Regions from separate parts of the Homo sapiens genome. Here region 1 is linked to region 2. Evidence: read pairs that join two places in POLR2A ChIA-PET (ENCODE). Cell type or tissue: OCI-LY7. All regions are shown on one strand. Links, peaks and the distances in the headings refer to the core of each region. The heading gives the core; the rest is flanking DNA.

The links. Peaks named below come from ENCODE experiments on the same cell type or tissue, not always from the same donor. Only the 100,000 strongest peaks of a DNase experiment are listed, where the experiment ranks them.
Region 1: POLR2A ChIA-PET joins it to region 2 with 5 read pairs; 2 of 35 experiments call an interaction of 5 or more read pairs at or near these places.

Annotation. Positions count from the first base shown.
Region 1 is chr1:67,042,884-67,050,338 of GRCh38, forward strand. It overlaps SLC35D1 (solute carrier family 35 member D1), which reads right to left. Exons shown (of 12, transcript NM_015139.3): 6 at 6,899-6,967; 7 at 4,382-4,484. Among named protein-coding and RNA genes, the nearest start is that of SLC35D1, 7.5 kb to the right of the region's middle. In OCI-LY7, for the core only: no CTCF peak of the experiment used is centred there; a DNase peak (open chromatin) is centred at 2,188; H3K27ac peaks cover 1,147 bases.
Region 2 is chr1:67,298,152-67,305,606 of GRCh38, forward strand. No RefSeq gene overlaps it. Among named protein-coding and RNA genes, the nearest start is that of IL12RB2, 6.0 kb to the right of the region's middle. In OCI-LY7, for the core only: no CTCF peak of the experiment used is centred there; no DNase peak of the experiment used is centred there.

The DNA of each region.
Region 1 (7,455 bases), core at 644-3,143, 260 kb before region 2:
TGAAACACTGTCTCTACAAAAAATACAAAAACAGCCAGGCGCGGTGGCTCACGCCTGTAATCCCAGCACTTTGGGAGGCTGAGGCAGGCAGATCACCTGAGGTCAGCAGTTCAAGACCAGCCTGGCCAACATAGTGAAACTGTCTCTACAAAAATACAAAAATTAGCCGGGCATGATGGTGGGTGCCTGTAATCCCAGCTACTTGGGAGGCTGAGGCGGGAGAATCGCTTGAACTCAGGAGGTGGAGATGCAGTGAGCCAAGATCGCACCATTGCACTTTAGCCTGGATGACAGAGTGAGACACTCCATCTCAAAAAAAAAAACAAAAAAACCTAGCCGAGCATGGTGGCACGTTCCTGTAAATCCCAGCTACTGGGGAGGCTGATGTGGGTGGAACTCTTGAGCCTGGGAGTTCAAGGCTGCAGTGAGCCAAGAACGAGATTGTGCCCCTGTACTCCAACCTGGGTAACAGAGCAAGAACCTATCTTAAATTAAAAAGAAAAAAAAATTAGCCAGGAATGGTGGTGTGCACCTGTAGTCCCAGCTACTCAGGAGACTGAGGTGGGAGGATCCCTTGAACCCAGGAATCCAAGGGAGGCTGCAGTGAGCTCTGATTGTGCCACTGCATTCCAACTTCGGCACCAGAGCAAGACCCTGGCTCAAAAACAAAACAAACAAAAAGCACAAAGCAAACAAACAAAAAAAGATGGCCAGATTCAGACATGCAGACTCAGGCCTAGACCAATACCAACAGACAGCACTTCTCAGTGAAGTATTTCCGAAAACGTGTACATGAAGTAAAATGAAGATTAAGATTACTATAACTACAGCTCCCAGAACACAATATGACTTACTGGGTTCTTAGCTACTAGGGAGCAACAAAGGATAACACACATCTTCAAACACAGGGAGCCTATAAGAACTCTGAGTCCACCTTTGATTCACACACTTCTGGGACATTCAGCATGAAGCAGTCTCCTGAAAATGCAGGCCAGGGTTTGAGAGGTGGGAAGTGGGGACAGTGAGGGAGTGGTAAGGATGGGGGCATAACACTTGCCTAACTCCTGCGATTGAAAGATTACTGACTGATGAGAAAAGTCGAACTGCCTTCTCAAAAGCAGCACTGAAAAATTGGAAATAAATACCCAACAATTGAAAACTAGCTGATTAGGCTGGGTGCAGTGGCTCATGCCTGTCATCTCAGCATTTGGGGAGGCCAAGACAGGCGGATCGCCTGAGGTCAGGAATTTGAGACCAGCCTGGCCAACATAGAGTAACCCCGTCTCTACTAAAAATACAAAAATTAGCCTGGCGTGGTGGTGCACACCTGTAATCCCAGCTATTCAAGAGGCTGAGGCACAAGAATCACTTGAACCCAGGAGACACAGGCTGCAGTAAGCTGATGTGCCACTGCACTCCAGGCTGGGCGACAGAGTGAGACTCCATCTGAAAAAAAAAAAAAAAACCCCGAAGGAAAACTAGCTGATTAGATGATTAGACTATAACTAGCTATACAATGAAACATTACACAGCCACTAAAAATGTTTAATGATGCTGATTGACATTAAAAAGGTGTTCAAGAAATGGTACTAAGTGAAAAATACAAGTTAGAAACTATATCATCCCTTTTTTGCTTAAAATTTTAACATACAGATAAGTGTGCACACACATACACATACAAAATAAAGGATATCCACCAAAACAGTGCTTCTCACTCGATGATAGTATTAAGGGAGATTTATGTTTTCTTCCTCTTGCTTATCCATGTTTTCTACTACTTCTATCATAAACATGCATTATTTTATGTAATATTTTAAAGTTAAAAAGTTTTAAATTCGATAGCCACATTCAGGTCTAAAATGCAGCACAAAATCTTTATGCCATATGACTCATACTCAATGGACTATAATTGTAAGCAGCCTGATATTATCAGTAATAAAACTCCTGATTGGCTGCCCTGCCTATGGAGTAGCCATTCTTTTGTTTCTCTACTTCTAAAAACAAAAGAAAACAAGAAAACTCCGGATGTATTAAAAAGCACCTCAGCATGGCCGTACTGCCTTACTGCCTCTGGGATAAACCAAGTAACTGATTGCTTATGGTCACCACAAGCATCAGTGTAAAGGTGTGCCTCATGTGTACGGCAGCAAAAAAAAAAGCCATACTGGGACAACCTTTAAGAAGGGTGCCCAGTCAGCCAGAGACATGAGTGTTATCCAGGAAGTAGAGGATATGCATGGAGGCACACATACACACAAATACACATCATCCAGTAACTGACAAACAGCAAGAACTTAAATGCCAAAACTTCTGTTTTTCTTTATACATTTTAATTGTTTTGAATGTCTTTCTCCCTGCCTTCTTAAAGTACACTGACTGAAACTAGATTTAGGGCATCATCATAAACATGTATTATTACATCTTATGATACACTGTTACGCATCATAAATCTGTATTATTATGTTTATGTATTATGTTCTTATTCAGTGTTGCCCTTACGGCTGTTTAATAGACCCTGTATCTTTTTCTTCTTCTCCAGTATTTCTGTCTTTTACAATCTGACTGTTTCTCTTGTTAGCTGACCTTTTATACTGCTGGTAAACCTCTCTGCCTCTAAATAGAATTCTACCTTCTAGTTTGTTGCTTATAAGATATGAGCTAGGAGAAGTAATCAATGAACTTAAAAGTTCTAGTATAAATAAGTCATAGTGATTTCTAAGTGAGAAACTGAAGGGCTCTCCTAGGAATAAAACACTCAGAAACTTTGATTTTTTTTCTAGATTCTAGGATATACTATAGATTGTACTAATATGGTAGCCACTAGCCACATGTAGCTATTTCAATTTAATTATAATCACATAAAACTACTGATTTCAGTTTCTCAGTTATTTTCAAGTGCTCAAGGGCCATGCATGGCTAATGACCAGTTAATGGAAAGCAGAAATATAAATTTCCAATGTCACAGAAAATTCTATTAACAGTGATGTTTTAGACAACTGAAGCTGCTGGACAAATAAAATGTCATTAATAGTATCTATTTTCCAAAGCAGCAAATGGGCTGAAGAAAAGAGTAAGATCAATCACTAACTGCTACCTTTTCTCTAGCTATTTTAAAAAGATAAAAATTCTTACTAGTAGCTTCCATTAAAATGTAACCATCATATAGATTCATCAAAGCAAATAAATGGAGGCCAAGACATGCATATTTAAAGAAAATGGATTGGAAACAAATCAACACCGTCCTTGGTTCTTCAAGCCTATTCCAAAAACAAAAACAAAACAAAAAAAAATAAACTATCTGCAAAATAATGAAACCTACTGGGATAGACATTGAATCTACACTTCTTTTCTAGAGGAGCAGGCAAAGCCCCTGGCCAAGGCAAGATCAATTCAATACTAATAGTACTATCAAGCAGGTAGGACACTTGTATTTATTTATTATCTAAGCTCCCAAAAAGGAACTTAAGTAGTTTCAGAAACATTCTACACATAATAGAAAAGACTAAAAACTAAGCAGTTAAAGTCATCTGACTAAAGAGAAAATATGGGTAGGAAAATAAGATAAAGTCATGGTCAGTTACAAGATGTAATTATGAGATAAAAATGTACCAGCTGCTCAGGAAAAACTATGGTGACATCTAAGATAAGTATCTCATATGAGTCCTCATATAGGATACATTATGATATCAAGGACAATTCCTTCAATTAGCCACCCTAGGATATATAAAGTTGAGATCCATTTAGGTGTTTCTTACAGTAATGTAATCTCATAACGTAATGTTGCAAAAGCAATATGATTCAAATACTCAGCTTTCTAATAATCTGGCTTGATCTAAAAATAATATATTTAAAGTATATAGTAAACAAATAAACAATATCTGGTAAAGCCAAGGCCAGGAAACACTGTGTTGCCCCTAAGAGAGACAGAGATACTAATGCTCCCTAAAATTTCCCATTATTTATAGGGCAAATACATAAAGGCCATTTTTGTTTTGCAGCCCCTTCCAACATTCATTTCCCTTCAAGTCTGCCCAAAGGTTTCCAAGTAGTTCTCTTTCTGCCTCCCAGGTCCCTCGGAAAGTCCTCTAGAATACAGCCATGAACATTTAAAGACACTGCAGTGAACACACTTTACTTTCCCTACCCCACACGAAGTCAAAATTCACGCAATCCCAGAAAAGCCTGGAATAAAACCTAATTGCTAATTAATTAAAAAATAAAGTTTCTTATATGAACACTAAAGTACAGGAATTTTACCCTCAGAGAGCCACTATGTCTTTCTCATCCCCAGTAAGAACTTTCTTTATTCCCCACTTTTTCTCCTATGAATTGACATGCCAACATCAGTACACAACTGTTAAAGCTTTAGATTGCTACTTACTTTTGAATCTAATTTTTGTTTTACGTATGCACCATTTGCTGCTGTTAGGACATCGTTTATCAGAATAAAAGCATATCCTTCCAGATCAAATGCCAAGTCAGAGCTGCAAAACATAAGCAACACTTTAAGAACAACTTAAAGAACATGCATTTAATTTTAAATAGATATAAGCTAAAATATTTACAAGAACATATTCTCATCTAGGGAAGTGAATATTAGGCATTTTATCAGCTACTAGTATTTCTTGATTTCTGGTCATAGTTTGCAATTTCACCTCAATAAGGGATTCCTCAGAAATAAGAGGCACTAACATTTAAACACATAATTAGCAACGGTCATTCATGTCATTTAATAGCACACCGCTCTGCATTCAAAGCCAGATGACAACAAGCACCAAATTACCATTAAGTACATCTGTGAAGCAGGCAGAAGCAGGCAGAGCTCAATTTCATAGACAAGAAAACCAAAAGGATGAGGCCATTAACAAGTCATTTTCTGAAGGTCCACATGAAAGGTAGGACTATCTTGCATAGGTAGTTGGGCCCCTGGGTGAAATTTCTGAAGTGTGGATCATGGTTAGTTCTGAGATCAAGCTAGAACAATGTCTAAGCACATAGCAGGAACTCAAATACTTAAACAATAGCTCAATGAACCTGTGAAGTATAACTTGGGGGTTTAGGGAAACTGAAAATTTCTGGAACTTAGAGTACCAGGCACGAGATAAGAATTTAGTAAATTAAACAGAATAAATGAAAATCTGAGAAAGGTATGCCTTCAGCATACTTCAGCACCCTAGCTAAAATAGTGGCTGCACAGACTCTGATTTTGCAGAGATACTGTATAGGAGCCAAGACTTATCTAATGAGTTCTATGCCACTGCAATTTTAGGCAGGACTAACTTAATGCACACTCCCTACCCCAAGCAGTCTAACAACCTTCTGACTGACTTCAGAGGTCTGAGTTCCCTTCCTTTCAATCTTTTTCCAAGTCAAAGGGTCTAACCAGATAAGGCTGGTCCAGACAGTAATCCTTTTCAGAAGTTTTTGTAGACACAAGAAAGCCCTGAGGAACCCCTGTTGTTTGGTACAATTTTGGGTCCCATCAGCTTCAAGGAAATGTTTCAAAGACTAGCAGGGCACCTCTAAAAAGAAAGGTAGGAGGCTAGCATAGAATTTTTCTCCAAGGGGGGAATATGACATAGAAGGAAAAGCAGTTAGCTATATAGCCAATTTCTAGTAACCAATTACGCCACTCTCTTTTTTTTAGAATGAAATTTTACTTGGAGATTGGACTTGTAAAACAGGACTGGACTGATAATATTTTCTTCCACCTATACTACAGGAATGTGATGAAGGTAAATGAGTCAATTCAAGAAGTACACTGGAACTCCTGGATGGAAAACATATGTCTGGCAGAATGTGTGGCATTAGTAAATACATATATGCATGCCCTGGGCTGATTAAAATGTTGTAGAAGACTTCTAGCATCATTATAATTTTCTAGGTCTGTGGGTATACATTTTCCTCATGTATTTTAAAACTAAAACTTAAGAAAAATGGGAAAAGCTTTAATAACCTAATAGAATATCTAAGTTATGGCATTTGTGACATATCTTATGTGAGGCCAATTAAAGCAATGTTATTGTTCATTATTCGAAAAGGCAAGCAAATGTTTCATAGTCATTTTCCTCACCTCACAGAAGAGGAGACATGCTTTTCTTTAGCAGCATGCAAAATTAAGGAACGCCAGGCCAGGCGCGGTGGCTCACGCCTGTAATCCCAGCACTTTGGGAGGCCAAGGCAGGCGGATCACGAGGTCAGGAGATCGAGACCATCCTGGCTAACATGGTGAAACTCCGTGTCTACTAAGAATACAAAAAATTAGCTGGGTGTGGTGGCAGACACCTGTAGTCCCAGCTACTCGGGAGGCTGAGGCAGGAGAATGGCGTAAACCTGGGAGGCGGAGCTTGCAGTGAGCCGAGAGCCCACTACTGGACTCCAGCCTGGGCGACAGAGCAAGACTCCGTCTCAAAAAAAAAAAAAAGAAATGCCACATGGTTTATAAAAACACACAGGCTCTGAAGAAAGCCACAGATTCAAATTTCAGCTCTGCCATTAGCTCTGTGACCTTAAGTAAGTTATTGAACTTAAGTTTTAGTTTCTTCAACTATAAAATAGGAAAATTATACCCATACCTCTCAGAGGTGTTGTGAAGAATACATAATAAGATGTGTAAAATGCCAAACATATTGTGTGGCACATGCTATGTGCTCAGCACAACGACAGTAACAAATTCTAAATTACATCAATTTAAATTTTAACAATCCCAAGAATCTTATTTTTGTCAACCTTTATCTTAATACAGCCAAAAAGATTTAACCTTTTCAAGAGTCTTCTAGATGCTTTTCAAAGATATAATTCTTATTTAGGCAATAAAAAATTGTTATTGATAAGCAATCATTTATTATCAATAATTATTGACAATTTATAATGTGCTAGTCATAGGCCCACATCTTACCTGGCAGCTACAAAGGCTCCAATAATCATTGCAAATACAGTCATTTTAATACCCCAAGAAAAAGTCTTCCTACAAAACAAAAAATTTTAAAATACACACATGACTTTATTCCCACACTCATTTTACAACAGAAGCAAAAAATGGGATATGCTTTCTCAAAAGCTATAAACAATCGTATTTTAAACATTTCTGAGAAACTGATATTTAAAAGAACCCCTTTGATAAAGCAAAAATTTATTGTTATATAAGTTATTACACCCACTTTTAAAATTTTCACCTATTGTCATTATTAGTGAGTTTGAATTTTTGTGAAGCAGAATTTCTTTAACAGAAAAATGTCACATTCATTTGGAGCTAGACATGAACACTATTTAAAACCTATACCTATGATTCTGATCCAGCTTCTCCCGGTGGCAGTAGTACAGAAATTCTAGAAAGTAAATCTCACGTTCAGATAAGATTTTCAACTCTAATTCATAACCTTCCCAACTACCACTCCCACAAACTATCAATTCCAGCAGCCAAGAGAGAGGGTTGCTTAAACTTCTCAAAAGGTA
Region 2 (7,455 bases), core at 1,645-4,144:
GACCAACATGGTGAAACCCTGTCTCTACTAAAACTACAAAATTAGCCAGGTGTGGTGGCACATACCTGTAATCCCAGCTACTCAGGAGTCTGAGGCAGGAGAATTGCTTGAACCCGGGAGGTGAAGGTTGCAGTGAGCCAAGATAGCGCCATTGCACTCCAGCCTGGGCAACAAGAGGGAAATTCCATCTCAAATAAGGAAAGAAAATTCATTGTAGTGATGGTTGCACAACTGTGAAACTATTGCAAAAATGGTCTCGGTATAGTTTTAATGTGTATTTCTATTATTAATAGTGAAGTTGAACATCTTTTCATATATTTATTAGCCTTTCAGGTTTCTCCGCCTATGAATTGTCTATTTTTATCAATTACTTATTTCCTATTCATTTTCTTTTCTTTATCAATGTACAGGAGTTCTTTGTGCATTTTAGCTTCACTGAGATGCTTTACAGATTGGCAAAAATTAGAAAGTTCATGTGGCAGGCAGAAAAAAAATGACCTCCCAAAGAGATCTACATCCTAATCCCCAGAGTCTGTGAATATGTTAGGTTACATGACAAAAGAGAATTAAGGCTGCAGATGGGATTAAGGTTGTTAGTGAGTTGACTTCAAGATTGAGAGGTTATTCAGGTGAGCCCAATGTAGTCACAAGCATTCTTGTACTATGGAAGAAGGAGTGAGAAGAAAGAGTGTTAGAGTAATAGGAGGTGAGAAGGATTTGACTGGCTATTGCTGTGTTTGCAAATGGAAGGAAGCCATCATAAGCCAGAGTGCCAGTAGCTGTAGCAGCTAGGAAAGGCAAGAAAAAGAATTCTCTCCTAGAGGCACCAGAAGAGAATGCAGCCCTGCCAACACGTTGGTTTTTAGCTCAACCATACCCATTTCAAACTTCAGACCTTCAGAACTGTAAAAGTTTGTATTGTTGTAAGCCAGTAAGTTTTTTTGTTTTTTTGTTTGTTTGTTTGTTTTGAGATGGAGTCTCGCTCTGTCACCCAGGCTAGAGTGCAGTGGCGCGATCTTGGCTCACTGCAAGCTCCGCCTCCTGGGTTCACACCATTCTCCTGCCTCAGCCTCCCAAGTAGCTGGGACTACAGGTGCCCACCACCACGCCCAGCTAATTTTTTGTATTTTTAGTAGAGACGGGGTTTCACCATGTTAGCCAGGATGGCCTCGATCTCCTGACCTCGTGATCCGCCCACCTCGGCCTCCCAAAGTGCTGGAATTACAGGCGTGAGCCGCTGCACCCGGCCATAAGCCAGTAAGTTTGTAGTAATTTGTTGCAAAGCAACAGGAAACAAATAAAGTTGGATAAGACAAAATTCTGGAAAGGATGTGGGCAAACATATTTTTATGTGGTACTCATATGAATGCCAACTGGCACAGCCAATTTTGGAGAGCAATGTGGTAGTACTTAGTACAATTGAGTGGGTGCATCTCTTATGACCCAGCACTTCTGTTTCTGGATACACACCTCATAGAAACACCCAGATATGCACACAAGGGACATACATTAGGATGTTCTTTTATCAAGGTATTATTTGTGGTAGCAAGGAATTGGAGGCAACCTAGAAGCCCATCAATATGAGCATGGCCATGTAAATGTGGCTTATGCTGGTGATGGAATGCTATGCAGCAGGCTGAAAGAATGAAGCTACTTGTAGCAACATGGATTGACTATAAAAACATAATGTTGATGGAGAAAAAACTTAAAAGCAGTATTAAATCTATAACATACTACCATTTATTTAAAATTTTAAAGCATATAGCAATGTATTTTATCACAGATCCATATGTATGTAAATAAACACAAGGGATGTGAATTGGGAAGATATTTATAAATAAGAGTGTCAATGGAGTAGAAAGAAGAATAGCATTGAGATGAATGATAAATGAAGGGAAAAGAAAATAAGATAAAACAAAAAATTAAAAGGGGATGTGGATTTAAAAAGACAATTGCGTACTGTGAACTCCGTATACTGACAATTTTACTCAACCCAATTCTGTACATCTAGGGCAGGGCGCGGCAACTTTTCTTTAAAGGGCCAGATAACAAATATCTTAGGCTTTGCAGGTCATGCAACATTCACAATCTCAAGGGTTCAGTAGAAAAAAGCTACTAGATGGGCAAAGAAGCACAAATAATAAGACTCATAACTAGGAGAAAAGTCAGCAATAGAAACAGACCCAGAAACAACAGAGATAACAGAAATAGCAGACAAGGATTTTACAACTATTATAAAAATCTCAAGGATTTAAAGAGAAAAACTAATAATAAGAGAAACTGAAACTATAAAAAATAAATGGAATTTCCAGAGCTGAAAAATACTTTAATATCTTACTTATGTAAAAAACTAATTGGATGGATTTCACAGATTTGACACTGCAGAAGAAAAAGCAATGAACTTGGAGATATAGCAATCAGCAAACTGAAGCAGAGAAAAAAAGGACTGAAAAAAAAGTGAATAGAGCCTCAGTGACCTGTAGCACAGTATCAAACACACCAAAATTGTGTAATTAGAATCTAGCGATGGTAGGCAGAAGAAACAACTGAAGAAATAAATCTGAAAAGTTTTCCAAATTTGGCAAAAACTACAAAACCACAGATCCAAGAAGCTCAATAAATACTAAGCAGAATAAACACAAAGGAAACCACACCAAGGCACATCATAATATAATAGTTGAAAGTCCATTATAAGGAGATCTGAAAGGCATTAAGAGAAAAAAAATTACAGGAATGCAAGATTAGACTTAACACTGACTTCTCAACAGAAACGATGCAAGCCAGAAAACTATGAAATAATATGTTTAATATGCTGGGAGGAGGAGAAGTAAACCTAGAATTTTACATACAGTAAAAAAAATTCTTCAAAAATGAAGGCAAAATAAAACAATTTTTAAGAACACAAAAGCTAAGAAAGTTTGTCAAGAGCAGACCTGTCCTATAGGAAATATTAAAATAAGTTCTTTAGGCTGAAGGGAAATGATACCGGCTGGAAACTTTGATCTATACAAAGGAATAAATAGCACTTGCAATTGTAAATATATGAGGAAATATAGAAAATTTTGGGTTTTATATTTTTTAATTTTTTAAAAGATAACTAAGTAAAGCAAAAATAGTAATAATGTATCATGGGGCTTAAAACATAAATGAAAGTAAAATGTACAATCAAATAGTACAAAAGATATAAGGATAGAAGCATACTGTTGTAAAGTTTTTGTATTATACATAAACTGGCCTACTATTTGAAGGTAGACTGTGATAGATGAATAATAATACATATTTTTAAACTATCAGACATATGAGAAGATGTTTGCAGTCAAAGATACACAGTGTAAGGCAATGAAATATCATTTTTTACATGTTAGATTGATAGATTGATAATTACAGAAGATTTATAGCATTCACTATTAGTGATAATGTGGCATGCTAGTGGAAGTATGAATTACTATAATTTGGATAGTAATGTGGCATAATCCATTAAAGAGAAAAAGCTCATATCCTTTGATTCAACAAGCTACATGTGAGATTATGTTACCCACAAATAAAAGCACCATATATTTGTACAAGTATATGTGTAAGAATATTTTTATTTTGGTGAATATGCTGCATTTTGGGGGAGACAAGGGGGCAGGTGGGAATTAGAAACCTGAAGACCTGTAAATAAGAGAATGGTTGACTAAATCTTAGTACATGCATGGTATGGAATACTTGTAGCTATTGAAAAAAAAAATGAGGCCAGGCACGGTGGCTCATGCCTGTAATCCCAGCACTTTTGGGAGGCCGAGGCTCTACTAAAAATACAAAATACAAAAATTAGCAGGGTGTGGTGGCACATGCCTGTAGTCCCAGCTACTTGAGAGCTGAGGCAGGAGAATCATTTGAACCCAGGAGGCGGAGGCTGCAGTGAGCTGAGATCGTGCCACTGCACTCCAGCCTGGGCAACAGAGTGAGACTCTGTCTAAAAAAAAAAAAAAAAAAAAAAAAAGAGAGAGAGGAAAAAAGAAAAAAAATGAGAGCGCTACTACGTGCATTATGGAATGAAGTTTGTGTCATGTGGTAAAAGGAAAACGAAAGATAGATGGATGGACAGATAGGGAAATAGAATAGCTCAATTTGTTTAAACCTAGAATATATTTTCTGTATGGCTTAAATATAAAAGAAAAACCTAAAACGCTTTTATACGTCTATAAAGGCATGAAGAAAAATGTGGAAAGATTCTCGTAAAACTATTATTTGGGAAGGAGAGACTGGAGGGGAAAGGAAATATTATTAACATTTGATACTACTCTGCAGTGTTTGATTTGTAGAAAAGGATACTTAATTGAGATTCTTCCTGCCTCTTTAGCAGAGGTCCTACAGGCCAAAATAAAAAAACTAATGCATTCACCACTGAAGACAGTGGTACTTTGGACCAGTGACTTCTGGTGTGTCACATGCTTCTCTGTTTCCTAAGCTGAGCATTCATTGTCCCTGTTCCACCATTTTATATCCTTGGAGCGGGGCAGGGCGAGGTGGGAGGTGCAGGTAACCTGGGTTTTTTACTTGTTTGTTTATAGGCTGTGGACCCAGAGGAGGCATATCTCACTAGGTAGCCACCACTGCTCATTTTTCAGAGAGCTTGGATCTCAGCTGGATGCCATGACTGGACAGGACTTTGGGTTGTCTCATTTGGGAAATCAGAGTATTTTCTATGTATGAGAAGCATGGAAAAAAAGGACATTTGAAGCCAGAAGAGTGGAATGTAGAAAAGAATCTTAATGATTATACATCCACATTTCAGAGTACTTCTCATAGGGCTTCTGTTGATGTACTCTACAACAAACCAAAAACAAACAAACAACAACGACAACAAAAATGAGGAACATATGTGTGGTTTTATGTGGGAATGTTTGTGAGAAATTTGCCTTTTATGCAAATCACTCTCCTTTTTATAAGAACTTGCCAAAGTTTTGCACCACCAAAAGTTCTGGCTCTGATGATCAGGTAACCAGCCATGACATGATGGAATCTGTGAATCCTGTAACATATGTTTAGATTTAGCTGCTAAGAATAGCAGAGCCAGTTTGTGAATAAAGTTTATGTTGTGTAGGACCCTGCAGCTATCACAGCTTTAAATTTACCTCATGTCTCACTTTACTCTTTAACCTTTATGTTCATTTAACAAGGCATCCAGCAATCTAAAGACCTCTCAAAAACGCACTGCTGCTCTCCAAGACATGGCAATTTCCATGTGGTTTGTTCATCTTTTTTTTTTTTTTTTTTGGACAGAGTCTTGCTCTGTTGCCCAGGCTGGAGTGCAATGGTGCCATCTTGGCTCACTGCAACCTCTGACTCCCGGGTTCAAGCCATTCTCCTGCCTCAGCCTCCTGAGTAGCTGGGATTACAGGTGAGTGCCACCATGCCTGGCTAAGTTTTGTATGTTCAACAGAGATGGGATTTCTCCATTTTGGCCAGGCTGGTCTTGAACTCCTGACCTCAGGTGATCCACCTGCTTCAGCCTCCCAAAATGCTGAGATTATATGTATGAGCCACTGAGCCTGGCCAGTTTGTTCCTCTATAAACAATGTTTGTGCTTGTTAAATGTCAGTTGTGGAGAAGGTATAAGTCTACATTTTAAGAATTATGGAGATTATTCATAATCTGAGAATCTGGTATTGCACTATTTTAATTTTATATAAACTTTTTCAATACATAACACTACAAATATATTCAGGAGTTATGTTGCTGTCCTATAAGTTTAATACTTTGGAGAGATGAGTAAAACTAACAAAGTAATAACTTTTAGAAATGAAACTTTTACAAAATGAAGCAGTTAAGGTTGAACAGTTAATCTTAGATTCTGAGTTTTCTCATTATAAGTAAAAGTTTAAAATGATGTTAAAACCGTCTTACCAAGTTTAACGAGTGCCAGCATTCATTTGATGCCCTAAATGACTATGTTAGCAACCACCTCCTAGTATTTATCCTGACAAGTGACACTTTAGGAAAAGCACATCTCAGTTATTCATAGAATAGTGTGATTACGTATTTTCAGGGTGTTTGGTATCAGCAATGAACCAAATTAGACATTTAAAGTAATGGAACTATACCAGAAATGGAAACTGAACTAGTATTTCCTAGAAAAGACTTTGTCACTGTCACTGTGGTTATCCACTTAATTGAGCTTTTGATTTACAAGTACATTCATTTACCTAACAGCTACACAGAAGACCATATCATACCCATAGACTTAAAAATGATTACATTAACAATCACAGTTGACATTTTGGGTTGTATATTAGGCTCTTGCTTCATCAGGCATCGTCTACCATCTAGGGTTTATTCTTTAGAAAGCACAGAAGCAAGTTTGTCTTTGTTGTTATTTTTGTTTTCATTGTTATTTTTGTTTTTGTTTTTTTCTCTAACTAGACAGGCAACCACTGACAAAAGCCATGCCTGTATTAGTGAAACTCCCAGATATTAATAGGAGGAGAAGGCAGAAAAAAGAAGTGGGGAAATAGAAAGGCCTCTACAGATGGTGATTTCATACAGAAAGGTTACCGACTTGCTAAGAAAAATTATATTTAATTTTCCAACTAATTTTTAACTGTCGAAAAGTGTGAAGATTGAACAACACCTACAATCCCGTTGAACTGGCCAAAAAGAATGGGATCTCTCCAGAACAAGTCAGTTCAACTCAGTAAATACTTATTGACTACCTGCCCTGTACCACTCAGTGTGCCAGATGCTGAAGATGAGGGATCCTTGCGTGCATAGAGTTTATAATCCAGGGAGCATGCAGGATAAGAGAACCACTGTTATCAATGGCAATCAGTGCAAGTCTTCACTTGATAATGTAAGTCTAAGTTAAACAATATACTGATGGACCTAGAGCATGATAATTTCTCAAATAATACTTATGTAAGAGTTGTCATCTTCTGACTTTTTTTTTCTTGCATCTAGGGAAAAGAAGAGAATAAAGAAGATTATCATTGCTACCTGCATCTTACTGTATTCTCATAATTTGTTGTGCTTGCTTAACAACCAGATTCAAGTTCTTTCCTCAACAGCTCTCATCTGTTCCCTCAAAGAATATGCCTTAGATGCATTTGAGACACCATTTTGTGTCTGACTTCTGCAATTTTGTAAGATGCTGCCATTAGAAGTTAATAGAGCAGTGGTCTTTCAACATTTTAGATGGTATACTCCTTCAGAAAAAAAAAAAAAGCATTTTTGAGAAACATCCCCAACATATGTTTGGTTGTTTTTTTATTTCCTTGAAAAACATATGTATGCCGGGCGCGGTGGCTCACGCCTGTAATCCCAGCACTTTGGGAGGCTGAGGTGGGCAGATCACGAGGTCAGGAGTTTGAGACCAGCCTGGCCAATATGGTGAAACCCCATCTCTACTATAAATACAAAAATTAGCCGGGCATGGTGGCGCGTGCCTGTAGTCCCAGCTACTCAGGAGGCTGA